3 separate regions of the Homo sapiens genome follow, and all the other regions are linked to region 1. Evidence: chromatin loops called from intact Hi-C (ENCODE). Cell type or tissue: IMR-90. All regions are shown on one strand. Links, peaks and the distances in the headings refer to the core of each region. The heading gives the core; the rest is flanking DNA.

Region 1 (10,785 bases), core at 1,104-9,103:
GTCTGTTCATTCTACATCCTTGGAGAGGCCCTGCATGGCACATATTTTACTGTCTGTCTCCTCCTACTAGAATGTAAGCTCTTTGATGGCAGGATCTTTATTTTGTTTCTTGCTCTATCCCCAGCCCCCTAGTAAAGTGTCGGAGAATGTGCTGAATGAATGAATAAACACTGCAAATGCATAAATAGCTTGCTCAAAGTCCAACAATGTTGCTGACTGGCTTTCAGAGTCTCTACTGAGGAATAAAAAGAAATTTGTTCTTCAGTATTCCAGAGATGTCACAGGGCTCACTTTGGTTGAATCAGAGGTAGGATGCCCCAAGTTCTACCTGTTTAGGTAGTTATTCTCCCCAGAAACAGCTCCTGGCAGGATGAGGGAGTCCTACGAATTCTAAAACCCCCACAGAACAGTATTTAAAAAGTACTAAATTAGAGGTTTCTAAAGGCTTCTCTAACCCAAAACTCAAATACAGTGAGTGGATCAGAAGAAGCAAAAAGACCTTCCTTGGTCTGTCCTTCCCCTACAGCTGCTACACTTCTCTGGAAGTGGCCACAGAGGGACAAAAGAAGGAATCTGATGCCCTGTGACATTATCACCCTGATAGAGTTGCAGTGCTAAACTCTGATTGAGCCCTGCTGTTTCAGAAGTGTAATGTCAAGCAATGCACTAATGAGATGAGGAAACTGCATCAAGGAAGCCAGCTCATCCTTGGGGAGATGAGAACACACTGCCTGACGTCAGCATGACACCCAACTCCTATCTTAGCACAGGCTACAGATATTATGCTGCTGTCAGCTTCATTACGGAAACAATACAGAAATCTGCAGCAGACATTACTCCCAGCTTCTGGACTGTGAATCAATGACACCAATGCTTCAGGAGCCAAATTGGAAGGCTAGACAAAGTCATCAAACTTGAGGATTCAACAAGGTAATGGGACTGAATATGGTTTCTGGCGCAGAGCTGCTATTAGTCAGGGCAATGTGAAATTCACTGCTACTAGAGCTTCCTGGGTGGATTCACTCATTCATTCAACAAACATTTGCTGGCAATAAAGAGATCTGCCAAGCAATAAAGAGAAGAAAAAGACTACAAAAGATCACCCTGCCTTTTGTGAACTAACAATGTAATAACCATGATGACAGTGCTAAAAAAGAGCAGCCAGCTGGGTGTGGTGGCACATGCCTGTAATCCCAGCACTTTGGAAGGCCGGGGCAGGAGGATGGCTTGAGGCCAGGAGTTTGAGACCAGCCTGGGCAACACAGTAAGACCCCATATTTATTTATGTATATTTTTAAAAAGAGCAGCCAACATTTTTTTTTTTGAGCACTTGTCCTAGCAGGTACCGCTGGATTCTTTTTTTATTTGTTTGTTTTTTATTTTTTGAGTCAGAGTCTCTCTCTGTCATGCAGGCTGGAGTGCAATGGCACGATCTCAGCTCACTGCAACCTCCGCCTCCTGGGTTCAAGTGATTCTCCTGCCTCAGCCTCCTGAGTAGCTGAGATTACAAATCTGCACCACCACGCCCGGGTAATTTTTGTATTTTTAGTAGAGACGGGGTTTCATCATGTTGGTCAGGCTGGTCTTGAACTCCTGACCTCATGATCTGCCTGCCTCGGCCTCCCAAAGTGCTAGGATTACAGGTGTGAGCCACCATGCCCGGCCATGCTGGATTCTTTAAGTGCAAGATCTCACGCTATCATCACAACAGCCCGGAGTATTACTGTCCTTGTTTTGAAGATGAAGAAACTGAGGCTCAGACATTGATTCAAAATCACAGCAGGGCTCAAATCCCCTGACTATAAAAGCCAATGCCCATAACTGCTAGGAAACACTGCTTACTCTAACCTAGTGCATTAACCTAAGTGGGATAAATAGGGACCTTACACTCTGGTGAGTGAAGGGAGGTTTCTGAAAACAGAAAGAAGGCCAGGTGCGGCGGTTTATGTCTGTAATTCCAGCACTTTGGGAAGCCAAGGAGGGAAAATCCCTTGAGCCCAGGAGTTCAAGGCCAGCCTGGGCTACATAGAGACACCCTACCCGTTCCTACAAAAAATGAAAATATAATTAGCTGGGCATGGTTGTGTGTGCCTGTGGTCCCAGCTACTAGCGAGGTTGAGGTGAAAGGATCACTTGAGCTCTAGAGGACGAGGCTACAGTGAGCTGTGACTGTGCCACTGCACTCCAGCCTGGACAACAGGGTGAGACCCTGTCTCCAAAACAAACAAACAAAAAACAAAGGGCCAGGCACAGTGGCTCACACCTGCAATCCCGGCACTTTGGGAAGCAGCCAAGGCGGGCAGATTTGAGATTAGGAGTTCAAGACCAGACTGGCCAACATGGTGAAACCCCATCTCTACTAAAAAATACAAAAATTTAGCCGGTCATGGTGGTGCATGCCTGTAACTACTTGGGAAGCTGAGGCACAAGAGTTGCTTGAGCCGGGGAGGCAGAGGTTGCAGGTTGCAGTAAGCCAAGATCATGCCACTGCACTCCAGCCTGGGTGACAGAGCGAGACTGTCTCAAAAAAAAAAAAAAAAAAAAAGAGAGAGAGAGAGAAAGAGAAGAATATGGTGAATATGATGTTCTTGCCAATGGAAGAAGTCAGTCCAGGAGCCCAAGTCTGGGAATCCATAACAGGGGCCGGATTACACTGCAAGCAATAATGAATGTAGCTGCCAACATACATTTTATTTCCAACTGAGAAATAAGAAGGCCTCAGAGGGGAAAATTCACTTTCCCAGACTTTTTAGTGGGGTGGAGGGGTAGAATCATTCTCATTTGACCCCCGTACATCTTGACATTTCTACTTATTAGAAATTAAAGTATAAATTAAGAAGCTTACTCTCCCTTCTCAGAATCCCATAGCTTCTCATCTGTAACTTCCTCAAAGCACCTGCCACCTTCTCCTACTACCCTGGAGAGTTGCTGACAGATGCTAATTTAGTTTTACTAAATATATTACCTTACCGGAAAGGCTAAACATGCATAATAGATAATACCAGCTACCCTTTGTTGAAAGAGGCTTACAGATGGATGAGGAAACAGTGACCTGCCCAAGTAGCATTATCAAGACCAAAATCCACCTGACTCACAGCCCAGTGGTCTTTTAAGGACACGATCCTGCCTCTTCTACAGAACCATGTAAGACGCTGAAAAACTTTGGGAAATAAAAGGAGAAATGCAGGCAAATGTTTCTGTAATCCAGCCAGAGACTAAGAGTCCTTGTAGCAGGACAAGTGCAATCCTTTCCAACCTCACAAGGCAAACAGACGATAATAGTTGTCAAAAGACAAAAATTACAAGAAATTTAGTTTAAAATCTTAATTGGCTTATATTTGCATTCTAGAATCAGCCGATGCCTCGTTCTATAAAACAGAATGAGTGCTCTGATGAGCTGAGCTGAGGAGGCTGGCTTTATAGACAGAAAAGGGCTGAAGAAAGCAGAAACACAGAACAAAAAGCGAATTGGTTGTTTCAAAGTTATTTTCCTTGTAAAGGTTAAAGCAGAGAGGACTTCCTCATCATGCCAGCTAAAGCTGGTTTACTTGGGCATTTGGCTATATTAACTGTCTCTCTCTCCTAATTTCTAGGAAAGTCAAATAAGCAACTTAGTTTCAGCTTGGTGGCACGGAACTTCAGCATAAGTGACTCCATGTTGGGTTGATCTGTTGGGCATAGTGCAGGAGCTCAGTCCAAACCAATAGCCTCTTATAAATTTTATTTAACATAGTGATAACAACAATATGACCATGGTAATAATAGAGGCAGCTTACTATGTGCCTGGCACCATTCTAGGGACTTCACAATCTTTTTTTTAATGTCCTAAGTTCTTGAAGGCAAGGGGCTTTACAAATATTAACTACTGTAATTATTATAACGGTATTAAGTGGGTACTATTATTATCCCCACTTTTTAATGAGGCAAGGTTGAGAGGTCAACTAACTTGCCCCAGGCAAGCCCATGAGCACTTCCCACGTGCTAGAAACTAAGTCCAGAAATTGTACTAAGTACGATTAACTCGTTTAATACTCAAAGCAATCCCAAGATACCTGCTATCATTATCAGCACTTTCAGAGGGAACCAACAGAGCTCAAGGCAGCCTGAACCCGGAGCCCGCGCTTAGCCACCAGCTGCGTGGCTGCGGGCAGGGCGAGCTGACCCAGGCTGGGTGCGCGTGGGGCGGGGGCTGGGTAGAGATCTGTTCGCTCGAGTCCTCAGCAAGGGCCGCACTGGACGTCAGCTCTGAGTGTGACCAAGGCCCCCGGCTTCTCCAGATCTGGACGCCCCAGCCCGGGAGCTCCGTGCCAGCGAGCCTCTGAGCATCGCGGGCCGCTACTGCCCCCTGCCGCCGCCCGGGCCTTGCAGGGAGAGCTTGCCCGGAGCAGAGGCGCACGGCCACCGGGCCCCGGCAGCTCCCAGCCACGACCACCCAGAGACCCCGCAGAGGAAGCGGAAGCCGCCGCCCGGCACTTTCTGAATTCCCCTCTCCGCCCTCAGGTCCCTGCGGCCTCCCGTCACCTGCGTCACTTCTCGTGGGCTGGCGGATAGAGCCCGGCGGCTCCCCCACCCACTCGGCTCGCAGCCCACGCTCCCGACGCCCGAGTTGCCATGGTGAAGGACGCGGGAGAAACGCCGGAAGGGGCACGGACCCCAGGGAGAGCGCGGAGGCGGCCACGCGGGTCCTTCCTCCACCTGGGCCCAGGCACTTCCGGTCTCGTAGGCGTCGGGGAAAGCTCTTTGCGGACTTCGCTGCGGGCTTAGGACCTCCGACATGAAGGGAAGCGGGGGCTGGAGGACGCAGAGACTCTCCCTGGGCTGCTCGAAGGCCAAGGCTGTAACGCGGCTCCGGTCCTCGTTTTCCCGCCGTCGGTGCTGGCTGCCTGCAGTTGCCATGGTGACGCGGGCCGCGGGGCAGGGCAAGGTCCCAAGTCGCGTGCAGTTGCTCCTCGCCGTCGCCACTCTCCTGCCCCAGGCTGTGGGTAGCAGACGTCAAAAGAGATACACCAGAGCGCGACCCGGACTCAGGACCGCCCGGGTGGGGGCTGCTTCGGGCATTGGACACACTTCCCGGGCGCCTCGTGACCGCACACTCCTGGCCTCACACCTCGGGGTGGGTTTGCACGAGGGGGGGCCGAGCCCTGTCGCTGAGCGACACTGACCTTCTTAAGGCCACCTAGCTTTGGGTACAATGGATGTCTCATACTGAATTTTAATCAGCTTCTTACTGGAGGACATTAATGTTTGTTCAATCTTCGTTACTACAAAAAATACTAGAGTGGAGTGGTAATATCCTTGTATGTACGTGCACACGTGCAACTTTCTCTGTAAATTTCCAGAAGTAAAATTTCTATGTCAAAGGCCACATGCAATTTTAATTTTCATGAATATGACTAAATTGCTCTTCAAAGACACTAGCAAATTTACATCTCCACCAAAACTGGAGTCCGATAATTTTAATTAGGATTATATCAACAGCGATGAACTGTTGCAAAAGAATTTTCCAGAGCATTTTCCATTAAACCAATTCTTTGATCAGTTTTTTTTAATACAACATAGTTAAATAGTATCCATATCCATTTTTATTTTATGGAAATTGTCTTTACTGAGTGATTCTTTTACATATAAATTTCATGATAAAGATTTTACTTCTTTAAAATTTGTATGTCGAATTTTACTTTGGTTTCCATCATTGTGATATTTTGTATTTCATGCTTATTTTATTGAAAAAGAAAAAAAAAAGGGAACCCCGACATTCAGAAGCTAGCCTGGCATCACAGGTCCACCATGTTATCCTCCTATTGTACGTAGCGTCACAAAATAACAACCTCAGATATGGTTACAGAGAGCCTGATAAAGTGAGACATAGCAAATCTACTTTGAAATTTTGTCTAAGCACAGACAAAAACACAGTCACTGTGCCACTCACAAAATACCAAACACCCGTCTTGGAGAAAATGAGTGACTGCTACTTCTTTTTTTTTTCTCTCTCTTTTTTTTTTTTTTTTTTTTTGAGTCAGAGTCTCGCTCTGTCGCCCAGGCTGGAGTGCAGTGGCAGGATCTCGGCTCACTGCAAGCTCCGCCTCCCAGGTTCATGCCATTCTCCTGCCTCAGACTCCCAAGTAGCTGGGACTACAGGAGCCCGCCACCACGCCCAGCTAATTTTTTGTATTTTTAGTAGAGATGGGGTTTCACTGTGTTAGCCAGGATGGTCTCGATTTCCTGACCTCGTGATCTGCCTGCCTCAGCCTCCCAAAGTGCTGGGATTACAGGCGTGAGCCACCGTGCCCGGCCCCCTGCTAACTAATTACAGTTTTATCTTTCTTCTAGTTTGCCTTCTCTATAGATTAGATTTATTGAGATACCCAATCATGGAATTGGCTCCTGCTTCCTGACCACTTCCAATCTAGGGCGAATCCAACTTCCATAGGCCCTCCTTAAATTACCCATAAAAGCTCAAATCCAGTAATAGGTTCTTTATAACACCTCTTTTCGAAGATACCCCCCCATAGTTCTGTCATGGTATGTACTCTCCCTCAGTGCAACCCAACTTGTTCAACTATAGGTGTGTCCTGGTGGTCTTTGGCTAAAAGGCATTGACACTAGCAAGTTCTATTTTCTTTTCTTTCTGAGACACGGTCTCACCCTCTTGCCCAAGCTGGAGTGCAGTGGCGCCATCAGGGCTCACTGCAGCGTCAACCTTCAGGCTCAAGCAATCTTCCCACCTCAGCCTCCCAACTAGCTGGGACTACTGGCATGCACCACCACGCCTGGTTGATTTTCATTTTTGGAGACAGGCTTTCACTATGTTGCCCAGGCTGGTCTCGAACTCCTGGGCTCAAGGGATCTGCCTGCCTTGGCCTCCCAAAGTGCTGGGATTACAGGCATGAGCCACCATGCCCAGCCGCCATAGTTCCATTTCCTTTGGCAAAATTTTGTGGGTCCAAAAATCTGTCAATGGCAGTCCTCTACAAATGTTTAGTAAGGAGCAAATTTTACGTGGGCAGTCTGTTTTAGTTTGCATTGATTATTTCAACCAGATCTGATTTCCTTTGCTTCTTGTAATTTCCAGTGTTACCTTTAAGATGTGAGTCTTCTGAGTTCATAACAAATTTCACAGGTGCCATCTTAACCATTGTCAGTTTTATTTTGTATGATTTATAGACAAATCATACAAAATAAATGACTACCGGTGATAGTCATTATGAATCAGACAGAAGGTTGATAATTTTTTCATCTGCTTCTTGACTCAAGAACCTTCAGTAGGGCAGTGATGTAGGACCTGGATACGCAGCAAAGTAAAAATGATCTGCTTCAACCGGCAGGCTTGCTGTGTGCGCCATGCCCTTTACCAGGCACTGGGAACACAGGTCCTGCCATGAAAGTAATTCACAGTCTAATCAGAGCGATATAGGAGCTGGCTGGCCTCAACGTGCCAGATGGATGAGAATGAAAAGGGCCTTCCAAATGGAGGAAACAGCCAAATGCAACGAGTTTATTTATTCATTAAATATTTATCGAGTACTTACTTTGTGCCAGGAATTGGGCTGAGCATTGGGGATGCAGGAATGAGCATCTTCCATGTGGCCCCTGCTCTCCAGAAGCTCTTGGTCTGGTGGGGGAGATGCATATGAAACAATCGCTCCAGTGACTGCAATGTGTAATAACCACTGCAGAGAAAATCCAGAATTCTGTGGGAGCCTGGGACAATGGTAACCTGACAAGTGGGGGTCAAGGAGAGCTTCACTGAGAAACTCACTTTTAATCTGTGTGAAGGATGAGACAGACAAAGAGGAGGTTGTTCTTGGCAGAGGACACAATTCATGCCCTGAAGTGGGAAAAGACTTGACCTTTCTCATGGGATGAAAGCAAGCCAGTGTGGCTGGAATGAAGTGGGTTGGAGGAGGCTGTTGGAGTATGAATGAGGTGGACCGATATCTGATCCTGCAAGGGCTTGTCCACCATCCTAAGTTGTTTGCGTCTTAATTCAAAAGCAAGAAGTCAGGGAAGAGTATCAAGATAAGGGGTGGGGTGATTAGATTACAAATGCATTTTACTATGTCTATGGGAGAATGGATTGGGCGGCGGCAGGGGGGATGATAAACATCATGGAACCAATAAGAAGGAGAACACTGTAGTTGTTTACGGGAGCAACAATCACAATTGACCAGGTAGCACTCAGAGGAGGGAAATATCCATTGGAGCACTGAGGGTGGAAATGAGATTAGAATGGATTGAGGAGTGTGTGAGGTGAGGAATATCGGTGAAAAATATGAGAAACAACTGAGTTATGGACTGAATTGTGCACCCCAAAATTCATCTTAACTCCTAATGATTTTGAATGCCACTATATTTGGAGATAAGGTCTTTAAAGAGGTAATTAAGGTTGAATGAGGTCATATGGGTAATGACCTCATATTGACCTCATCCAATATGACTAGTATCCTTCTAAGAAGAGAGACACCCAGGGTGCACACACAGAGGAAAGACCATGTGGGGATACACTGAAAAGATTGCCATCTGCAAGCCAAGGAGAGAGGCCTCAGGAGAAACCAAGCTGCCAACACCTTGATTTTGGATTTCCAGCTTCTGAAACTGTCAGAAAATACATTTCTGTTGTTTAAGCCACTCAGTCTGTGGTATTTTGTTATGGGAGTCCTGGCAGATTAATATGAACCCAGATGTCCATATAATGAACAGTTGGGAAATAAATTATAATGCATCCATACTATGGGAAAGAGTCTTACCCTAAAATATGCCCATGCAAGTTCAAGACTTTGACTTTAAAAGGAGTTTAATTTCCATTAAATTTCTTTTCTTTGGCTTGTGAGGATTTCACTGCATTAGCAAAGACTGCTATTGAGCCTCTGGAGCAGCCTCCACATGGTCTTCTCTATGGTGACATAGTTGGTGCGGGTTGTAAGTAACAGACTCAGGCATCACTTGCATTGTTTCCTTTGTCTCTCTTATACTGCTTTTTAAAAAAATTTTTATGACTTTGAGAATCATGTGTGTATTTTGTTTCTGAAATTGTGCAGTAACTGTGTACCATCGGTTGAAATAGTAATTATCTTTTCCGTTTATGAAAATTCACCCTATGAATTTTCTTAGGAACAAACTAACCTTGTAATGAGAGGGATGACTGCGGAACTCTATGCAAATATTTAAAAGAATAAGGTAGGGAAAAATGAGGTAGAGCTAAATATAGTGACATGAAAAGATGCCCAAACCATATGGCTGAGTGAAGAAAAGAGGTGTATGTAGATTATGAAGCTTTTTTTGTTTTTTGAGTTTGTTTTTGTTTTTTTAGACAAGGTCTCATTCTGACTCCCAGGCTCGAGTGCAGTGGTGTGATCATGGCTCACTGCAGCCTCAATCACCTGGGCTCAAGCGATCCTCTTACCTCAGCCTCCCAAGTAGCTGGGACTACAGGCGCATGCTACCACGCCCAGCTAATTTATGTATTTTTTATACAGATGGGATTTTGCCATGTTGGCCAGGCTGGTCTTGAACTCCTGGCCTCAAGTGATCTGTGCACCTCGGCCTCCCAAAGTGCTGGGATTATAGGTGTGAGCCACTGTGCCCGGCTCTCTTTTTGTTTTCTAATACATATAACTATTTGTTAGTAGATGCTTAGGGGAAAAAAATCTGGAAACAGATACAGCCAATTTTTAAAGTATTGTAAAAATCATATCATTTAGGGGTCTCGGTTTTGCCAAATGAGCCCTGTTGATGAGTTGATAACCTCCTCTAGCAGGGAAACTGTAACACATGGTAATACACCGAAGGCCAAGAAGTCAGTGAAAGAGCCACGGGCTACCACTCTGACGCCCCCATGCTTACCACCCATGACACATGACCCAGTGTGGCCTTTGGGGTCAGGCCATGTAGCAAACACTAGTAAAACTTAGTATCTCTCCTAGTTTCAAATAAACATAACCATGAATATAAGTCCTAATATTTTCTCATCCCAATGGACCATCTTGAGCGAACACTGATATTTCTATAACTCTACAGATAGAGCACTCTACAAATGGATTGGAGGGTGATTCATTAGCATAGTATGTATATGCAATCAGAATACAATTTTGTGTATAAAACATCCACTGTGTATGATTCAGGGAACACAATTGTTCCGAGAAAGGAAGCACCAACACTATCAGGTATTTGTTTTCTGAGAAAGGAGGAAGATAGACTTTGATGATCTCTAGGATGACTTCCCACTGACTCTCTAAAACCCCTGGACCTCTCTAAGCCATTGAGGAAGCAGTTGAAGTGGCTGTAGTGGAATGAAGTGGTCTCTTTAAAGAAAATTGTATCCAGAGTGACTGTTAACCAGTGTGATACATGGCAGTCTTTGAAATAAATGTCTTTAAAGTCATTCAGTGTGATTCTATGTAGCTCTTCCACATTGAAGATGTTCTGTTTTATAAAAACTTAAATTTAATAAAAGAATTTAATAACTATCCCCTTATGATACATCAAATATTACTTTTCAGACTTTTAGCTACTTCTCCTGGAGGCAGAGTTTCCATAAAGAAGTCTCAGCTAAATGCTAAGCACTGTTACCAAGCAAAGAAATGAAAATTGAACATCGCCAAAGCAATTGTGTACATTTTTGGAAAATAATTTTATTTGTCAGAATGAAATTCACAGGCCTTTTAAGCAAAAAGTAGGCACATGATTAAAATGGCATTGAATTAGAAGAAAAAAGTTAATCAAGCAATCTTTATTGAAACCGTCTGTGCTAAGGTTTGTGAAGGAAGCATTGTAATCCTGGCTGAC
Region 2 (10,399 bases), core at 1-8,000, 440 kb before region 1:
GTTATACTTAAGTAGCGTATCCCCTGGTATGTTTTAAAGAGTCATTCGAAGGGGATTTTTAAAAATAATGTATAGCTATAAACTGCATTTATACATTTAATTGTTATTTTGTTAAGCGATTGAGTTACTTGACAAAATCCAAGTACATAGTTCACTCACAAATCTAATATGTCAAACCTAAATGTGGTTGGTAAATCTTACTCTCATAATTTCAATATGGTTTACAGATGTGGTTGAATTCTGTTACACATGTCTACTTACGAGTCAGAATCGTTATTCCATTTAATATTTTAAAATGGAATTGCCAAGTTAATCCATACATTAGCATGTTAAATTATTTTAACCGTCGTGAATACATCAAAATAGACGATTCCAAAATGTAATGGAAAATACTAATGCTAATACTTCAATTTACTTCATTATTTCTGCCCTTAATCCTGAATCTTCCTGGAGTTACAGGTGCTTATCCACTAAACCAGGGGTTTTCAAGCAAGAAGTCAGAATGCATTAATGGACAGCATTTAAAAAAATAGGATTGGGTGGGCTATAATCCAGCACTTTAGGAGGCCGAGGCAGGCGGATCACTTAAGATCAGGAGTTCGAGACCAGCCTGGCCAACATGGTGAAACCCCGTCTCTACCAAAAAATAAAAAAATTAGCTGGACGTGGTGGAGCATGTCTGTAATCCCAGCTACTCGGGAGGCTGAGGAAGGAGAATCGCTTGAACCCGGGAGGCAGAGGCTGCACTCTAGCCTGGGCAACAGAGCAAGGCTCTGTCAAAAAAAAAAAAAAAAAAAAAAAAAAGAAAAAGGATTAAAGCGAATAGAAATAAGAGTGTGTTGCTTAGAGTAAGGTGCTGTTCATTGTAAAACTTTTGTCTCAGCTCTACATACATATATAGAAATATGTACACAAATATTTTTCATATATACATATATATGTAACTATATGAACACACTTTTGTGTGTTAAATCAGAATATAAAAAACCTGAGGGTCAATCAATGAGCCAAAAGGTAACCAGTCGTACTCTGGAAAAATTTGGGTCCTCTGGTTACAAAGGAGCTGTCATGAAGTAGTTTGCTGACTTACAGAGATGGCTGAAGAAAAGTGCTTCTGCTGGTGAGATAACCAATGCTTGTGATCAGATATGGATGTGGTATGAACATTAAAAGGTTTCCTTCGGTTTTCTCATCTCCATCCCTTCAATAAAATATCTCACCCTGATACTTGTAGTCTGACTCTAGTGGGATAACACAGGACTCCTGTTATCCTTGACACTGTTATCCAGTTATCCAGGGGGCATCTCTGCAACCTGTGGTGGAGTAGACCATCTTTGCCTTCCGCTTGGACTGTTTGCTGGGTGCACTGCTCCTGTCTAGGCTCAGGTCTTCACCACCAAAGTAGACTTTTTACAAAACCTTTGGTTTCCCCTTCAAGGCACTTTCTACTGCCAGAATGATCTTTCTAAGGCAGAATATCCAACCAGGTGCAATTTGTGGGTGCTTACAGGGTCATGAAATACCACCTATGGTAGTTAGTTTCCACAAATGGCCAAGATAGACGTGTGGGTGAAGCCATCCTGTGTGTCCCAGCCCCTGTCACCATCTCAGTGCAGCCATGTAAGGCCCCAAACAAGACCAGCAGAACCACCATCTGCATCTTGTCTACCCTGATTGTGACAAATAGTACATTGCGGTTTTCAGCCACTAAATGTAAGGGTGAGTTGTTAAGCAGCAGTAAATTTGAATCGGTCAGCTCACGTGGGTTCAAGCCCCAGCTCTGCCAGTACTTACAATGTGATCTTAATCACTGAATCTTCCTGAGCTTTCATTTCCTTTGCAGAATGAAGGTTGGGGTTTCATTCATCCCTTTAACAAACATTTATTGAAGATCTCCTGTGGGCCAGGTGTGACAATGGTGTACCTGGCATGTAGTGGGAGCTCAAAAAATATTAGTGGTCTTTCATCTTGCTCTTTTGTCCTTTAATTAATAAATAGCACAACAAAATGTTTTATCACCTATTTTCAGTTGAGTCTCAGTTCTCTGCAGTTATCACCTTGCATAGAAGCTACTGAAACCTCATTTTTTTCTTTTTTGGGACAGGGTCTCCTGTAGCCCAGGTTGGAATGCAGTGGCACAATCTTTGCTCATTGCAACCTTGATTTCCTGGGCTCAAGTGATCATCCTGCCTCAGCCTCCCAAGTAGCTGGGACTACTGGTGTACACCCCCATGCCTGACTAATTTTTTTGTAGAGATAGGGTTTTGCCATGTTGCCCAGGCTGATCTCAAACTCCTGGGCTTGAGCTATCCTGCTCTCCTCTGCCTCCCCAAATGCTGGGATTACAGGTGTGTGCCACCACACCCAGCTAATTTTTGTATTATTGGTAGAGACGGGGTTTTACCATGTTGGCCAGGCTGGTCTCGAACTCCTGACCTCAGGTGATCCACCTGCCTCGGTCTCTCAAAGTATCGGGATTACAGGTGTGAGCCACTGTGCCTGGCCAGGATCTTATTTTTTATGGCTGAATAGTACTCCATTGTGTATACATACCACGTTTTCTTTTCTTTTTTTTTTTGAGATGGAGTCTCGCTCTGTTGCCCAGGCTGGAGTGCAGTGGCGTGATCTCGGCTCACTGCAAGCTCCACTTCCTGGTTCAGCCTTCTGAGTAGCTGGGATTACAGGCGTCTGGCACCACACCTGGCTAATTTTTGTATTTTTATTTTATTTTATTTTATTTTATTATTATTATTATTATTATTATTATTATTATTATTATTATTTGAGACGGAGTCTCGCCCTGTCGCCCAGGCTGGAGTGCAGTGGCGCAATCTTGGCTCACTGCAAGCTCCGCCTCCCAGGTTCACGCCATTCTCCTGCCTCAGCCTCCCGAGTAGCTGAGACTACAGGCGACCGCCACCGCATCCGGCTAATTTTTTGTATTTTTAGTAGAGATGGGGTTTCTCCGTGTTAGCCAGGATGGTCTCAATCTCCTGACCTTGTGATCCGCCCGCCTTGGCCTCCCTAAGTGTTGGGATTACAGGCGTGAGCCACCACGTCTGGCTAATTTTTGCATTTTTAGTAGAGAGAGGTTTCACCATGTTGGCCAGGCTGGTCTCAAACTCCTGACCTTGTGATCTGCCTGCCTCAGCCTCCCAAAGTGTGAGCCAGCGCTCCCTGCTGATTTTTGTATTTTTAGTAGAGACGGGGTTTACCATGTTGGCCAACCTGGTCTCAAACTCCTGACCTCAGGTGATCTGCCTGCCGCGGCCTCCTAAAGTGATGGGATTACAGGCATGAGCCACCATGCCTGGCCTGTATATCTTATTTTGAGAAATGTCTATTCAGATCTTTTGCCTATTTTTAAATTGGATTATTATGTTTTTTCCTTAAAGAGTTGTTTGAGCTCCTTATATGTTCTAGATTTTGGATTTTCGAATTAGGGATGCTCAACCTGGTAAGTATTATGCAAATATTCTAAAATCTGAAAAAGAATTTGAAATCCAAAACACTTCTGGTTGCAAGCATTTTGGATAAGGGATACTCAACTTGTACTAACCTGTGACCCCTGACTTCAGAGACTTTGCAATCCTGGGAGACTGAATATAATCAGGTGCTAAGATGCAGTTGTATGCAAGCTGACAGGAAGACAATTTGGCCCAGTGTTCCTGAGGTAGACTTCATGGCAAGAAGGGATTTAGCTATTCATAGAAGAGTGTGTAGGTCATTTAGAGATGGAGGATGGAAAGAGAGTGGAAGCAAAAGCCAGAAACAAGAGAAGAACCTGCTAGAGGTGTAAAATGCAAACTGGTCAGTAGTTGGACAAAAGACTGAAGGATCTAGAATGTAAGAAACCTTGAATGAAAGTCAGGATGAGTGGTTTTGGTCTGATGAGACTCTTGCTTTTCCATTAAGCAGTGTTTGGAGATTAATTTGGAGGTGATATGGAGGACAAATTGCTCACAGGGCTCCCACTGAGCAAATGTCCTGCAGGGACAGCAGGTCTGAGTGGGAGCCATGAGTTTCCCAGATGTGCTCCAGGTTCCACATTAAAGCCAGGTGGCAGGTGGGGCCTATTTCTTTTTCTCTGTCCATAAGACTGTTCACCCATTGGGAAGAACCATATACTATATCATCTGACCTTTTTCATTTAGCCCAGCCTATGGCTAACTGTGTCATTTTGGTGTCCATTAGCCCAAGGTTTTTACTCTGGCAACACTAATGGGGACCTATGGAAGTGGAATGTGCTATTTCAGTTTCAGTGCCAGGCCATGCACAGTGGCTCACGCCTGTAATCCCAGCACTTTGGGAGGCCGAGGTGGGTGGATCACTTGAGGTCAGGAGTTCGAGACCAGCCTAGCCAACATGGTGAAACCCCATCTCTACTAAAAATACAAAAATGAGCTGGGCGCGGTGGTGGGCACCTATAATCCCAGGTACTTGGGAGGCTGAGGCAGGAGAATCGCTTGAACCCGGAAGTCGGAGGCTGCAGTGAGCCAAGATCGCTCCACTGCACTCCAGCCTAGGCGACAGCGAGATTCCATCTCAAAAATAAATAAATAAATAAATAAATAAATAAATAAATAAATAAAATAAATTCAGTGCCTTGGGAGAGCTTCGGGAAAGGAAATTTCATGAAACTACCACAAGAGGGCGGCACTTTATACTCCTTTTGTGAGTGAGAAAATTCTCATAAAATTTAAAAGGCTTGCTAGCAATTCCTGGGCTCTTTTCTCAAAAGTGGAAAGAAACCCTACAATATTCTTTGGCAGTGAGTTACATGTATATGCAGCATTTCTTTATAAAGACACAGGAGAATGAAAAGTACCTTGGGAAGGTGGTTTAGCCCAGCATTCCTTGTGTTTTTTTGGCAGTGATGACCTGGCAGCTTCTGAAGCCTGGCCATTGATTAGGATTATAGAGCACAAGATACTGTTGTGTTTATCCCCTGAGCCCAAGGATGTTAGATCTTATCCATGCCTGTGATGATATCTGTTATTTATTGAGTACTTAGCATAATGCTTGGCACATTACAGTCTTACTTCCATCAACTTGTTGAATCTTCACAGACAAATTTGGAGGTTGGTTTTATATAGCCCATTTTCCAGACGCGGTTCAGTGATAGAGTTATCTGTATGCTCTATATACCACATCTACCCCAACTATGACCTTGGGCCTTTCTTCATGTTTTTCAAGCTAATACTATATTGAAAGATAAAGTATCTGGCACAACACTGCAGACAGTTGTCTTTAATAGCAATCCTCACACTCTATAAACAAACCTGCTTAGAATATTTGATGGTACTCACACACCTGGTGATTTTGCCATTGAAAATTATACTTCAGTTTTTATTCCCTAGGAATCAAAAGGGATAAAGTTCCTATCTTATTTTTGTTTTTGAGACAGGGTCCCTCACTTTGTCACCCAGGCTGTAGTGCAGTGGTGTGGTCTCGGCTCACTGCAACCTCTGACTCCTGGGCTCAAGCGATCCTTTCCATCTCAGCCTTCCGAGTAGTTGGAACTACAGGCATGCACTGGCTAATTTTTGTATTTTTTGTAGAAATGGGGTATCACCATTTTGCCCAGGCTGGTCTCGAACTCCTGGGCTCAAGCAATCCACTTGCCTCAGCCTCCAAAATGCTAGGATTACAGGCATGAGCCACCATGCCTGGCCTCTATCCTTAGTTTTAAAGTCATCTCTTGGGAACAGCTTATAGGATTTTAAAATCTCCATCAGATAGTCTTTGCCTTCTATCTAGAAGTTTAGTCCGTTTGCATTTATTTTGATTCCTGATATATTTTGGTTTATTTCTTTCGTCTTATGTGCTTTATATTTTATTTGTTGTGCTATTTTTGTTTATTTGCCTTTTTTCTTCCTGTTTTGGAGGCACTATCAACCTAATGCCACTTTTTTTTTTCTTTTCTGAGATGGGGTTTTGCTCTTGTTGCCCAGACTGGAGTGCAATGGTACAATCTCGGCTCACCACAACCTCCGCCTCCCGGGTTCAAGCGATTCTCCTGCCTCAGCCTCTCGAGTGGCTGGGATTACAGGCATGAGCCAACATGCCCAGCTGATTTTTGAATTTTTGGTAGAGACGGGGTTTCACCATGTTGGACAGGATGGTCTCGGCCTCTTGACCTTGTGATCCACCCGTCTTGGCCTTCCAAAGTGCTGGGATTACAGGTGTGAGCCATCACGCCTGGCCTGAAAGTCTTGAAAAAAATAAATTAAAATTTTCATTTGAGTTTTTTGGAACATACAGATACAGTTGACCCTTGAACAACATGGGTTTGAACTTCACAGATCCACTTATATGTGATTTTCTTCCATCTCTGCCACCCCTAAGACAGCAAGACCGACCCCTTTTCTTCCTCCTCCTCCTCCTCCTCAGCCTACTCAGCATGAAGATGACAAGGATGAAGACTTACGATGATCCACTTTTGCTTGATGAATATTAAATATATTTTCTCCTCTTCATGATCTTCTTAATAACATTTTTTCCTAGCTAGCTTATTCTATTGCAAGAATACAGTATTAATACATGTAACATATAAAATTTGTGTTAACTGACTTTATGTTATCAGTAAAACTTCCATTCAACAGCAGACTACCATTAGTTAACTTCTGGGGAAGTCAAAAGCTATACATGGGTTTTTGACTGCAGGGGGGTCAGCACTCCTAGACCCAGTGTTGTTCAAGGGTCAACTGTAGCATATGAATTTAGAGCCTCTCTGTGAGAGCTGCCTTGTGGCTAGAACTTCTCAATGGAGACTTTTTCTCCTCTACTTTCTGCCAAGGTCAAGAGAAATACATGTCTCTTTCTGCATGGCGGGTTTATTTTTTATTGTCCATTATTGAGCATGAGGAACTTGGTGCTCCAGCTTTGGGTGGGTCTCTACCCACCCACTTCAGAGCACGTCTGAAGTGACTTTACTGAGCTGAGCGTTACCACCATAGTGAGTGCTATTGGTAACCTGCCCAGATCACCTTACTGGCTGGTGCATCAGCCCCTCCCCTTAGTTTCTGCGAGTGTGCAAATCAGTGGGAGACCAGGTATCCCCTTTGATCTTCTTCATCTAAAGTGTCTTCCTACTTATGTGATTCTGTGTACTATGGAGCTCTTAGGAAATAGAAATGGAAGTTGAAGTTATTAGAAGTGAAAGGATCAGCCTACAAAAATAGCTTCCAACAGATAAAATCCAGCATCTGCTCCATTTCTCTCCAGTTAGGAATGCGCAGCCAAACTAGGGTAATATCAGCAGGACACCAGTTATATTTCTCTGGATAAATGGTTAATTTTCTTCTTTCTTTTTTTTCTTTTCTTTTCAGACGGAGTCTTGCTCTGTCACCCAAGCTGGAGTACAGTGGTACAATCTCGGCTCACTGCAACCTCCGCCTCCTGGGTTCAAGCGATTCTCCTGCCTCAGCCTCCCAAGTAGCTGGGATTACAGAAGCGCACCACCACACCTGGTTAATTTTTGTATTTTTAGTAGAGACGAGGTTTCACCATGTTGGCCAGGCTGGTCTCAAACTTCTGACCTCAAGTGATCCACCCACCTCGGCCTCCCAAAGTGCTGGGATTACAGGCATGAGCCACCACGCCTGGCCAGAGTTGTCTTGATAGAGGTCTTGTAATTATTTGAATTAGAAAATTTTCTGTTAAAATATGTCCACAAATTCTTTGGTAACCCTCCCTTCAAGAAGTGAAGCCTAAATCCCTTCCCTTCCAGTGTGAGCTAGACTTAGTGACTCAGTTCTATGAGTAAAAGTGGTGGAACTGATAGTGTGACTTCTGAGACTAGGTCATAATAGGCATTGTGGCTTCCTCCTTGCTCTCCCTCTCAGATCACTTGCTCTGGGGGAAACCAGCAGCCATGTTGTGAGGACACCCAAGCAGCTCTATGGAGAGGCCTACATGGAGAGTAACCAAGGTCCCCTATCAATAGCCAGCAAGGAACAGAAGCCTCCTGCCAACAGTCACGTGTGAGCCATGTTGAGAGCAGATCTTTCAGTCCCAGTCAGACCTTCCAATAATTGTAGCCCTAGCTGAGAATTTGACTGAAATATCCGGAACCACATCTGCCTAGTTAAGCCACTCCCAAATTTATAACCCACAGAACAGAAACTACATACAATAATACATAATTGTTTATTGTTTTAGGCTGTTATGTTTTGGGAATAATTTGTTATGCAGCATTAGATGACATATACATTCCGTCACATAAAATTACACTTCATCAGATCAGGATGGTTGGTTTGTGTTTGTGGTGGGTATTTATGTGTATTAGTAACCAGTGGAGGCCTGACAGTAATCACTAGGGGACCAATGGCTCAGGCAGGCAGAGTGTTCCCTGCCTCAGGGCCTGGCATTCTGATGCAGAAGGCCAGGTGTTGGTGTGGTGGCCATCTTTGGGCCTTCTGGTCCTGATTGGTTGGGTTACAGTGCCAGGATCCCTGTACTGAGGTTTCAGGTAGGTTAGCTTGGGGGAAGGCATATGACACACAGGCAGTTTTGGATTTGGGGCTTGGACCTGGGTTCCATGGAAATCAGGCATTGCAACATCTTCGTTAGCCTTGCCAGGAGAGATTGGTGTGAAATAATTTATCCTGTTTCTCCTGGTCACATGTCCCTATTATTCCATTGCAGTTTGTATATATATGTGAAGTTTTGGTGCTGGATTGAGAAGGGAAGGGATTTGGGAGGGAAGTTAGAAATTATTTTAATTGTACAGCTTATGAAATTGCTGTAAAAATCTTCGTCTCTCTGCCAGGGCTTTGCCTGACTTTCTGAGTCTGGGGGATTCTCCTGAGAACCCCTGGGGGCCTGGTTGGGTGGTGGCTGTAACAGTTGATGAGGTTAAGGTGGCTGACTCTCTTTAGAACACTCAGAGACATGGGTGAGAGGGTCTCTGGGGCCCTCTGAGGCCTCACTGCTTACCTGGGTCTGGGAGCACAGAGTGGAGGAAAGGAAGGAGCTGTGTGCAAGATAGCTGGGCTGTTGCAGAGTCCTGGACTGTGACTCCCACCCTACCTAGGCTCTGCCCTTGCCATCAAGGCCTTCTTAATGGTCTGGCCCCTGGCTTCTTCCCCCTAAGAAATATTCTGCATAGAACCATGATATGACACTAAGTGAACATAGAATCCCCAGAGACAACGCTCTGCATTGTACCTTTTGCAAAACTCTTCAGAGAAACCATCTTCAAGGTCTTTTGTACAATAATCATGTTATCAAATTCCTTTTAGAATTTGGTGCATGAAAAAGATTTTTCTGCCCTGGGTAAGGCAGGTTTCCTTCCAAGATAAGAGGCACTGGGCAACTCACTCGCTCCTGTGATTCACTGTTTTCACTCCCTGTTTTGTGCTCCATGGTGTAAGCTTCCCTTGGGCTGGGTACTGGGGTATCACCAGTCTTCCCACCAATCCCCACTCTCCATGACTGGTCTTTGGTCCATTTACCTTTATTTTCATTCACTTTCATTTACTTTGATTCATTTATCTATTTGTAGAGACAAGGGTCTTGCTCTGTTGCTCAGGCTCATCTGAAACCCCTGGCCTCCCACTTCAGCCTCTTAAAGTGTTGGGATTACAGGTGTGAGCCACCACTCCTGGCCAGACTTGTTGTTGTTAAGACAGCGTCTCACTCTGTTGCCCAGACTGGAGTGCAGTGACGTGATCTTAGCTAACTGCAACCTCTGCCTCCTGGGCTCAAGTGATCCTTCTGCCTCAGCCTCCCAAGTAGCTGGGATTACAGGTGCATACCACCATGCCTAGCTAATTTTTTTGTAGGGATGGGGTTTCGCCACATTGCCCGGGCTGGTCTTGAACTCCTGGGCTCAAGCGATCCACCCACCTTGGTCTCCCAAAGTGCTGGGACTACAGGTGTGAGCCACTGTGCCTGGCCTGGACCTTTCATTTAAACCAGCTCACTTCCTCTGGATTGAGAAATGTAGGCCCTTCTCCATCCCCCTCCTGGTTAGGGAAGCTGGCAGAAACCCGTGTCCTAAACTGTATCCCATGGAAAAAGTCTACGAGGGTGGTCATGGCCCTTCCCCAACTCCGAAAATCGGGAGGCAAGGTCGACCACTGTGAGCGTGGGGTTCAGAGCTGTCTGAACCAAGATATTTGGGAGGGCAGTTAGTGCAGAGATGGCTCCAGCTTCCCTAAAGGACAGGTGAAGCCACTGTCTTCCTCCTTCGGTAGCTGACAAGGGCCTGAAGGAATCAAAGTTCATGCATTCCAAGAGAGGAGACAGAGCATGTATGTGAGAGGAAAGAGGGGAGAGAACCTTGGTTTGGTATGTGTGAAACTGGGGTACTTGAGGATCAGCCCTAGGGTCGAGGCTCCCTGGAGTCCTAGCCATCAGTGGGGAGGTCTCTGAGCACTCTTTCCAGAGGCTG
Region 3 (8,000 bases), core at 1-8,000, 200 kb before region 1:
TGCTGTATGGCACACCAAGGCCACTCAGCGAAGATGTGCAGTCTAGCATAGCAGGGAGGGCAGAGGCCCTAAGAGTAGACTGCCTCGTTAGAATTCCAGCTCTTCTGGGCTTTGGAAACTTGGGGAAGTTACTTAACCTCCCTGTACCTCAGTTTGCTTATCCATAAAATGATTTTATTTTATTTTTTGAGACAGAGTCTCGCTCTGTAGCCTGGAGTGTAGTGACGTAATCTCTGCTCACTGCAACCTCCGCCTCCTGACAGCAAGCAATTATCTTGCTTCAGCCTCCTGAACAGCTGGGACTACAGGCAACCACCACCACGCCCAGCTAATTTTTGTATTTTTAGTAGAAATGGGGTTTCGCCATGTTGGCCAGGCTAGTCTTGAACTCCTGACCTCAGATGATCTGCCCACCTTGGCCTCCCAAAGTGCTGGGATTGCAGGCGTGAGCCACCATGCCTGGCTCATAAAATGATTTTAAAATAAATATTAAATGAAATAATGCTTGGACATTGCTTACCATTTTGCTTAGCAAGTTCTAGATACTGTTACTATTATTTTTGTTAACCTAAATGTAAAATCACGTTGCCCACAGTAGGCAGTCAATAAACAGTAGACAATATTATAATTAAATAGTGGCAGTGCAGTGCAGAGTGAGGAGCATGGGCTCTGGGTTCTGCAGGAGAGTTCTCCCTTACTAGCTATGTTCTCTGGCTGGGTCAACTTGCCTCTCTGTACATCTGTCTTCTCCTCTGTAAAATAAACTTTGTACTAGTGTCTCACTTAAAAGCTCATGGTAAGGGCTTTGTAAACATTTGTTAAATAAAATGACTACATAACATGTGAAAATGGCCAGCCCACAGCCAGCGCTCAGTAACAGTGATTGTCATCACTGTTATCATGTAACAGGATGTTAATTTCTCCTGTGGCCATGGTTTTTTTTTTTTTTTTTTTTTTTTTTTTTTTTTTTGAGGAGTTTCGCACTTGTTGCTGAGGGTGGAGTGCAGTGTGCGATCCTGGCTCACTGCAACCTCCGCCTCCCAGGTTCAAGCAATTCTCCTGCCTCAGCCTCCCAAGTAGCTGGGATTACAGGCATGGGCCACCATGCCTGGCTAATTTTGTATTTTTAGTAGAGACGGGTTTTCGCCATGTTGGCCAGGCTGGTCTCGAACTCTTGACCTCAGGTGATCTGCCTGCCTCGGCCTCCCAGAGTGCTGGGATTATAGGTGTGAGCCACTGCACCCAGCTGGTCATAGTTAAATCTTAGGACAAAAGACCCACAGACCTCATGTACTTTTTTTTTTTTTTTGAGACAGGGTCTCACTGTGTTGCCCAGGCTGGAGTGCAGTGGCACAATCTTGTCTCACTGCAACCTCTGCTTTCCAGAATCAAGCATTCCTCCCACTGGAGCCTCCTGAGTAGCTGGGACTACAGGCATATGCCACCATGCCTGGCTAATTCTTTTGTATTTTTTATAGAGATGGGGTTTTGCCATGTTGCCCAGGCTAGACCCCACGTTCTAAGTTCCAGAAGCTCCCAGCTGAAGGGACCCAGCAATCAATCTGCAGGTCTTATCAGAGAGGTGGCAGCTCAGAAGAGGCCTTACCACATAGTCCCCTCATCCATAGCCCATCCCCAAGACAGTAAGAAGACAGCTAAAGTGGAAGATGTCTTTGACAGTCAAGAAAGTGCCATGTTCCTGGAGATAGGAGCTAAAGTGTGAGTTGGGGGTGTGAGTAGGTGTTTAAAAGAATCAGTGTTAAGGTTTGGGGGTATCTTCAGCAAGAAATGACTGGCTGATCAAGATTGGGGGTGCCTACAGAAAGGGAAGTTGGTATTCTCCTCCCTGTGGGAGGTCTGTTTATCCCGTCTTACTTACTAAGCCATGTACTACCTGAGCAGGGAGAAGAGAATTGAAGGGAGACAGCAGGTGGGAGACAGCCAGTCAAGACTGCTCCTTCTACCCACAAGTGTCAGGTTTCAGTTCCCAGCCTTGGAGTGGGACACAGTGGAGGTTAGGGTTGGGGGCCACAGCCTTGTAAAACCTCTGCAGAACTTGGGGACAAAAATCACCATGCATCAGAAAGAAGCTGTGTTGAAAGGACCCAAATAGCACAAGAAATCAGCAGTGTCTAGAGGAACAGCACAGGAATTAGTCTGGATGGCAGCAGGTTGTGATGGAGCCACCATCTGTCCTCAGCAAGCATAGATAGGAAACTAGGGCAGCAGCACCCACCCACTTAGCCAGCACTGAATCCTCACCCAGTTAAGACAAAGGCATCTGCTCTCTTCTGTCCTCTTTGCCTCCCTCTTAGCCTAACAGTGCTCTCAGCATTGGTTGCACACTAGAGACCACCTGGGAGCTTTAAAAAGTCCCAGTGCCAAAACCACATCCCGTAGAGACTATGATTCAATTAGTCAGGGGTGGAATCTGGCCTGCTGTGGTAGATTAAAAATGGCCATAATGCCTTACAACTTCCCACCCCTTGAATCTGGATTGGGCTCATGAATTGCTTTGACCAATAGAATGTGGCAGAAGTGACATGGTGCACATTCTGAGCCAGGCCTCTAGAAACCTCACAGCTTCATCTCTCACCTTCTGGGAATGTTGCTGCTATTCAGAAAAGCATGGGCTGGCCTGTTGGGACATGAGAGGCCGAGTGGGAACACAGACCCAGCCATCTCAGCAGTCCCACGTGACAGACATATGTGAGATCCCAGCCAGCACCACCTGGAGAAGATGAACCATCCCAGCTGAGCACAGCCCAAATTGTTGACCCACAGAATTGACCAAATAAGTAATTATTGTTTAAGATATATAACTGAAACAGCTCCCTGGATAATTCAAATGTGCAACAAGGGGCTAGGTGCAGTGGCTCATGCCTGTAATCCCAGCACTTTGGGAGGCTGAGGTGAGTAGATCACCTGAGGTCAGGAGTTCAAGGGCAGCCTGGCCAACATGGTGAAACCCCGTCTCTACTAAAAATACAAAAATTAGCTGGGCATGGTGGCGGGCACCTGTAATCCCAGCTACTTGGGAGGGTGAGGCAGGAGAATTGCTTGAACCCAGGAGGCGGAGGTTGCAGTGAGCTGAGATCACATTATTGCGCTCCAGTCTGGGCAACAAGAGTGAGATTCTGTCTCAAAGAAAAAAAAAAAAGTGCAACCAGAGCTGTAAAATATGATGCTAGAGAGCAGAAAAGGGAGGCGAGGAGGTGTTCAGAGCAGATTGTGTCTCCTCTTTAGCAACCTTCCAGGGTCACTGCTCTAGCTTGTGCTCAGGGGACAGGAGGAGACAGGGTCTAATTCAAGTTTGAGCTTGAAGTCATAATTACTTGGTGACATGGATTTAACAAGCAGAAATGGTTGAAAATATGTTAATCAGATCATAACATTGCTAAGGAACCTGTTACACAGTGGGAAAGGGAGATTTTTAAAGTATATAGTTGGAAACAGCTATAAGAAAAAATACAACTGTTTTGTTTTTGTAGCCTAACAAGTAGGGGCTCTTCAATGAACCAATGGCCATAAATTGGTATCACGGCACAGGCCCTGGCAGATGCTAAACAGGAGATGCTATTATTATTAGTCTGAATTGGGCCTGTGCCATGCGTTTGTCCTAGGTGTTCAATAAATAATACCTGCTACTATCATCATTATTGTTACTAGTAGTGATTATTGTATGTGAACATACCTAATGCAGTGCCTGGTATATGGCAAGTGTTCAAGGAGATGTAGCTATTATTATTACAAATGGGAAATCTTCTAAGGTAGAAGAGGTGCTTAGCAAACAGAGGAAGCTATTAATGTAGCCTAAATAAAGGCACTTGGCTCAGAGCACAGAGACAACGTGAATGGAAGCTGCTGTCAGCGTCATATACATGGGGTGAGGCCTGGCTCCAGGCCACCTGCAGTGGGCCCTCTGCAGCTGATGGGCCATCCGGGGGAAGGTAATAAAGGCCGCCATGTGGCCCTTACCTTCCGGATACTTGTAGAGGTCAGTGATGTCCACGCGGGAGTCACTGCCCACCGCCTTGGTGCTGATGCATCTCCCAATCTTCTTCGTGTTTGAGTATACACGCTCCCGGCTCTCATCCTCGTGCCACAGCCAGGTGATGTAGTCGGCGTTGACCTCCGCAAACACGAAGGGGCCATCGTGAGCCAGGTGCACATCACCCTCGCGGATGGCGGTGACTGAGGCTGGGCCGCACCGGAACACACCTGGGCAGGAGGGGTGGGCATGAGCAGCATGGGTAAGGAAAAGCAGGGGTCTGGAACTTACCCCACCCAATTGAGCGTACCTTCACTCTCCTCCTGGGGGGTGGCATCCAGAACCTGCCAGCCATTGTAAGAGGGGCCTAGGTCCTGCCGGGCAAACCAGCTCTCATTCCAGACATGGAAATTCCTGCCACAGAGAGAGGATGGGTGAAGCTGCCTAGAGTGAGGGCATAGGAAGGGAAGATCCTACTGAGAGGCAGGCCCTGGGCTCCCTACTTTCCACAAGAACTGTGGCTGCATGTTGTGAATCACTCATTCAACCACATGAATGAGCACACAGCATTCACATATGTTTGTATATATATGTGTATGTGTGTATATAGATGTGTGTGTACATTTATCAAGAACCTGTTGTTCAAGGTACTGCAACTAAGACAGAAGATCTTTACTCTCATGCTGCTTACATTCTAACAAAGGAGACAGGCAAAGCTAAGTCAGCAGATAAATCAAACAAATGCAAGTGACAATAAATGTTAGGAAGAAAAAGAGGGGCTTAAGCTAGAGAACAACCCCTATAGACCTACTCTAGGTAAATGACATTGAAGGTGAGACTTCAGTGAGAAAGAATAAGCTATAGGAAGAGTGAAGGGAACAATATTCTAGAAAGAAGGAACAGCATGTGCAAAGGTCCTAAGTGAGACAAGAAAAGGCCTTGTGTGTTCAAGGAGCAGAAAGTATTTAAGTATCTCTGGGATATGGCCAGCAGAGGGGGTAGGTAGGGTTCTGATTATGCAGAGCACCATAGACTCTGGTAATTCCAGCCTTATTTTTAATTCCCCGTGTTAAAGATGAGAATATGAGTAGGAAACATGACATCACCTGCTCAAGGTCTTGCAGAAAGAAAGGAGCAGACAGAAACCTGATTCCCGGTTTGCCTGACTTGGCATCTTTACAGCCGGCCTCAGAACTCCTCTTCGGCAGGCAACTGTTTTTGTTGGGGAAAGTATGTTGATTAGCATTTGGGGATTAAAGGTGGGACCCTGATAACCTGGGTGGTGACAGAGTCCCCAACATCAAAATGAAGTGTCTGTGCTTTCTGCATGAAGAAAAGAGAAGAATGCGAGTATTTTGTGCTTCCAGGGCAAGGGAATGAAGAGAACCAAAAAAGAGGAGAGGCCAAGGGGAGCAAAGAGATGGTCTGAGCTGGAGGCCAGCTCGGGAAGGGCTCCTGGCACGCTCCCCTGGGGAACAAGGATACAAGGCTCTCTGTGTCTCTGTGTTGTGTTTTCTTCACTGTCTCTCCTAATCTTTATTTTTTAATTTTTATTTATTTATTTATTTTGAGATAGAGTCTTGCTCTGTCACCTAGGCTGGAGTGCAATGGCACAATCTTGGCTTACTGCAACCTCCGCTTCCCAGGTTCAAGTGATTCTCACGCCTCAGCCTCCCCAGTAGCTGGGGAGGTGTGTGTCACCACACCCGGCTAATTTTTTTTAATTTTTATTTTTAGTAGAGATGGGGTTTCACCGTGTTGGCCAGGCTGGTCTCGAACTCCTGACCTCAAGTGATTTGCCAGCCTCGGCCTCCCAAAGTGTTGGGATTACAGGTGCGAGCCACCGCGCCCAGCCATCTCTCCTAATCTTTAGAAAGTTGGCTTTGAGTGGCAGACTTGCACATGTGTGAACAGACATTTGAACAAGGTTATTCACTGAAGCCTTGTTTGTAAAGGCAAACTTGTTTTTAACTGAGGCAACTGAAATGTCCATCCATATGGGATGGTTAGATGAACAATGGCTTTTTCATGCAATTGAGAGGCAGACTGGGTTCATACCCTTATGCTTCCACTCACTAGCTGTGTGGCCTTGGATGGGTTACTTAACCTCTCTGTGCTTCAGTTTCCTCATCTGCGAAATAGAATCAATGATCTTAACTTATTCACAGGTTGTTTGAAGAAATACATGAGTTAATCTATATATAGCACTTAGAACTGGACCTGGCACAGACTAGGTGCTTGGTGGGTGTTACGTTATTACTTAAAACATTATGGAAAATAAGGAAAACTCTGTGTATTTACGTGGAATTGTTAAATGTTCCAGCAAGAACAGTATCACATAAAGCTGCCAATACTGTTTAAGCAGGGAAAAGGCGGGGAGGCACTGTAGGTATGTATGTGCTCGTGTCTGCAGAGCATCTCTCTGACAGGAGATGTAGCAGACAGTGATAGTGTTGCCTCCAGGAGGAGGATGGGGAGGCTGGGGAACTGGGCGGGAGGGAGACATCACTGCAACCCATTTTGTACCTTTCAAATATTAAACCACATGAATGTTTTTCCTATTTCAGAAAATTAAGTAAGTTAGAATGAATTTTTTTTTTTTTGAGACGAAGTCTCACTCTGTCACCCAGGCTGGAGCGCAGTGGCATGATCTTGGCTCACAGAGGCAACCTCTGCCTTCCAGGTTCAAGCGATTCTCCTGCCTCAGCCTCCAGAGTAGCTGGGACTACAGGCGCCTGCCACGATGCTTGGCTAATTTTTGTGTTTTTAGTAGGGATGGGGTTTCACTATGTTGACCAGGGTGGAGTGTAATGGTGTGATCTCAGCTCGCTGCAACCTCTGCCTCCTGGGTTCAAGCAATTCTCCTGCCTTAGCCTCCTGAGTAGCTGGGATTACAGGTGTGAGCCACCGTGCCTGGCCTGGAATGAATTTTTTAAAGCTTTATGTGAAGAATTTTGTTTTAGCTAAGGAAGGAGTCTGTTTCCCACCTGAGACACACAACACGGAGAACCGCAGCTGATACGGAAGCAGGAGCCTGATCCAGAGGTACCTGTGCAGAAGGAGTTCCCACCCCACCCCACCCCAGGAAGCCACAGATTCCCAGACAGAGTAGAACCGGGCGTTCAAGGCAATCAAATCTTGAGGCCCCTCCTGACCTCTGAGTCTACATCTCTTGACCTCAGACCTTACATCTTGGAAGAGGCACCACTATCCGCAGGGCGCCTCTCACTCCCTCCAGAGCCGGCTCAGATTCAGGAGAGCTGGGCTCTGGGCCTGCCGCTCCCTGGTGGTGTTATGGAAGATGAGGCCTTGCTCCACCTGCTGGGCTTCCAGAGCCCTCGGGCCTAGGCTGGGGGCAGGACCCACCACATGCTGTCTTCTGTCAGGTCCTCCAGGGTCCGCCCGAAGGAGTCCACGTATTTGTCCACACTCAGGTTCTGGTCTGTGTCGTGGGCTGAGTTGAAGTTGGACACGACCCGTGTGGCTATCCCCAAGCACCTGAGGACTGCAGAGCAGAGAGGCTCGGAGCAGGCGGGACCCTGGCCCCTGAGAGAGGGGCCTGGCTTCCACAGCAGGCGCCCTGGCTCATTTGTGGCCAAAGCCCTCTGCCACCCCATCTTTGTCTGTGTGTCTAGTTCATCAGGTTGTGGGGCTGAGACTCCCATCTCCACTCTCAGAAATGCCACCATCTCCTGCACGTTCTCTCAAGGACTTCAGGATATGCTGTTGCCACCTCATGTAAGTAGACAGGCTTTGAGGCTGGCAGGAACTTGGAAGCCACCTAATAGAGCCCTCATCTTCCTGAGGGGACTGGAGGCCAAGGGAGCCGCAGGGCTCGCCCAAGGCACTCAATGAATGAGAGACAGAGGGAGCTAGGACTCCTTCAAGATAAAAGATCAGATATGAAGGAAATAAATTCTCTGGCTTCTCTCTTCATCAGCCAGACTTCGTTCTCCCTGTCAATGAATCCATCAATGAAGATGGGTTGCAGCATATGCAAATATATGTA

Evidence for each region. Peaks named below come from ENCODE experiments on the same cell type or tissue, not always from the same donor. Only the 100,000 strongest peaks of a DNase experiment are listed, where the experiment ranks them.
Region 2: a loop joins it to region 1, with 15 times the contacts of the local background. A loop is called at or near these places in 3 of 110 quality-filtered maps.
Region 3: a loop joins it to region 1, with 12 times the contacts of the local background. A loop is called at or near these places in 10 of 110 quality-filtered maps.

What each region holds. Positions count from the first base shown.
Region 1 is chr20:2,201,256-2,212,040 of GRCh38, reverse strand. LINC03086 (long intergenic non-protein coding RNA 3086) reads right to left here and starts at 5,113. Exons shown (of 2, transcript NR_161305.1): 1 at 4,522-5,113. LOC105372502 (a long non-coding RNA gene) reads right to left here. Exons shown (of 3, transcript XR_937202.3): 3 at 10,616-10,785. RefSeq lists enhancers at 4,720-4,839, 4,522-5,022. In IMR-90, for the core only: a CTCF peak has its summit at 4,348 (motif pointing left); no DNase peak of the experiment used is centred there; H3K4me3 peaks cover 817 bases; H3K27me3 peaks cover 1,963 bases.
Region 2 is chr20:2,641,314-2,651,712 of GRCh38, reverse strand. It overlaps LOC105372505 (a long non-coding RNA gene), which reads left to right. Exons shown (of 5, transcript XR_007067502.1): 2 at 7,332-7,985. It overlaps TMC2 (transmembrane channel like 2), which reads right to left. Exons shown (of 20, transcript NM_080751.3): 20 at 8,133-10,399. The coding sequence ends at 10,362. Among named protein-coding and RNA genes, the nearest start is that of NOP56, 6.1 kb to the left of the region's middle. In IMR-90, for the core only: a CTCF peak has its summit at 4,661 (motif pointing right); a DNase peak (open chromatin) is centred at 4,652; H3K4me3 peaks cover 8 bases.
Region 3 is chr20:2,399,802-2,407,801 of GRCh38, reverse strand. It overlaps TGM6 (transglutaminase 6), which reads right to left. Exons shown (of 13, transcript NM_198994.3): 7 at 7,358-7,496; 8 at 4,302-4,405; 9 at 3,979-4,221. Among named protein-coding and RNA genes, the nearest start is that of TGM6, 23 kb to the right of the region's middle. In IMR-90, for the core only: a CTCF peak has its summit at 4,995 (motif pointing right); no DNase peak of the experiment used is centred there.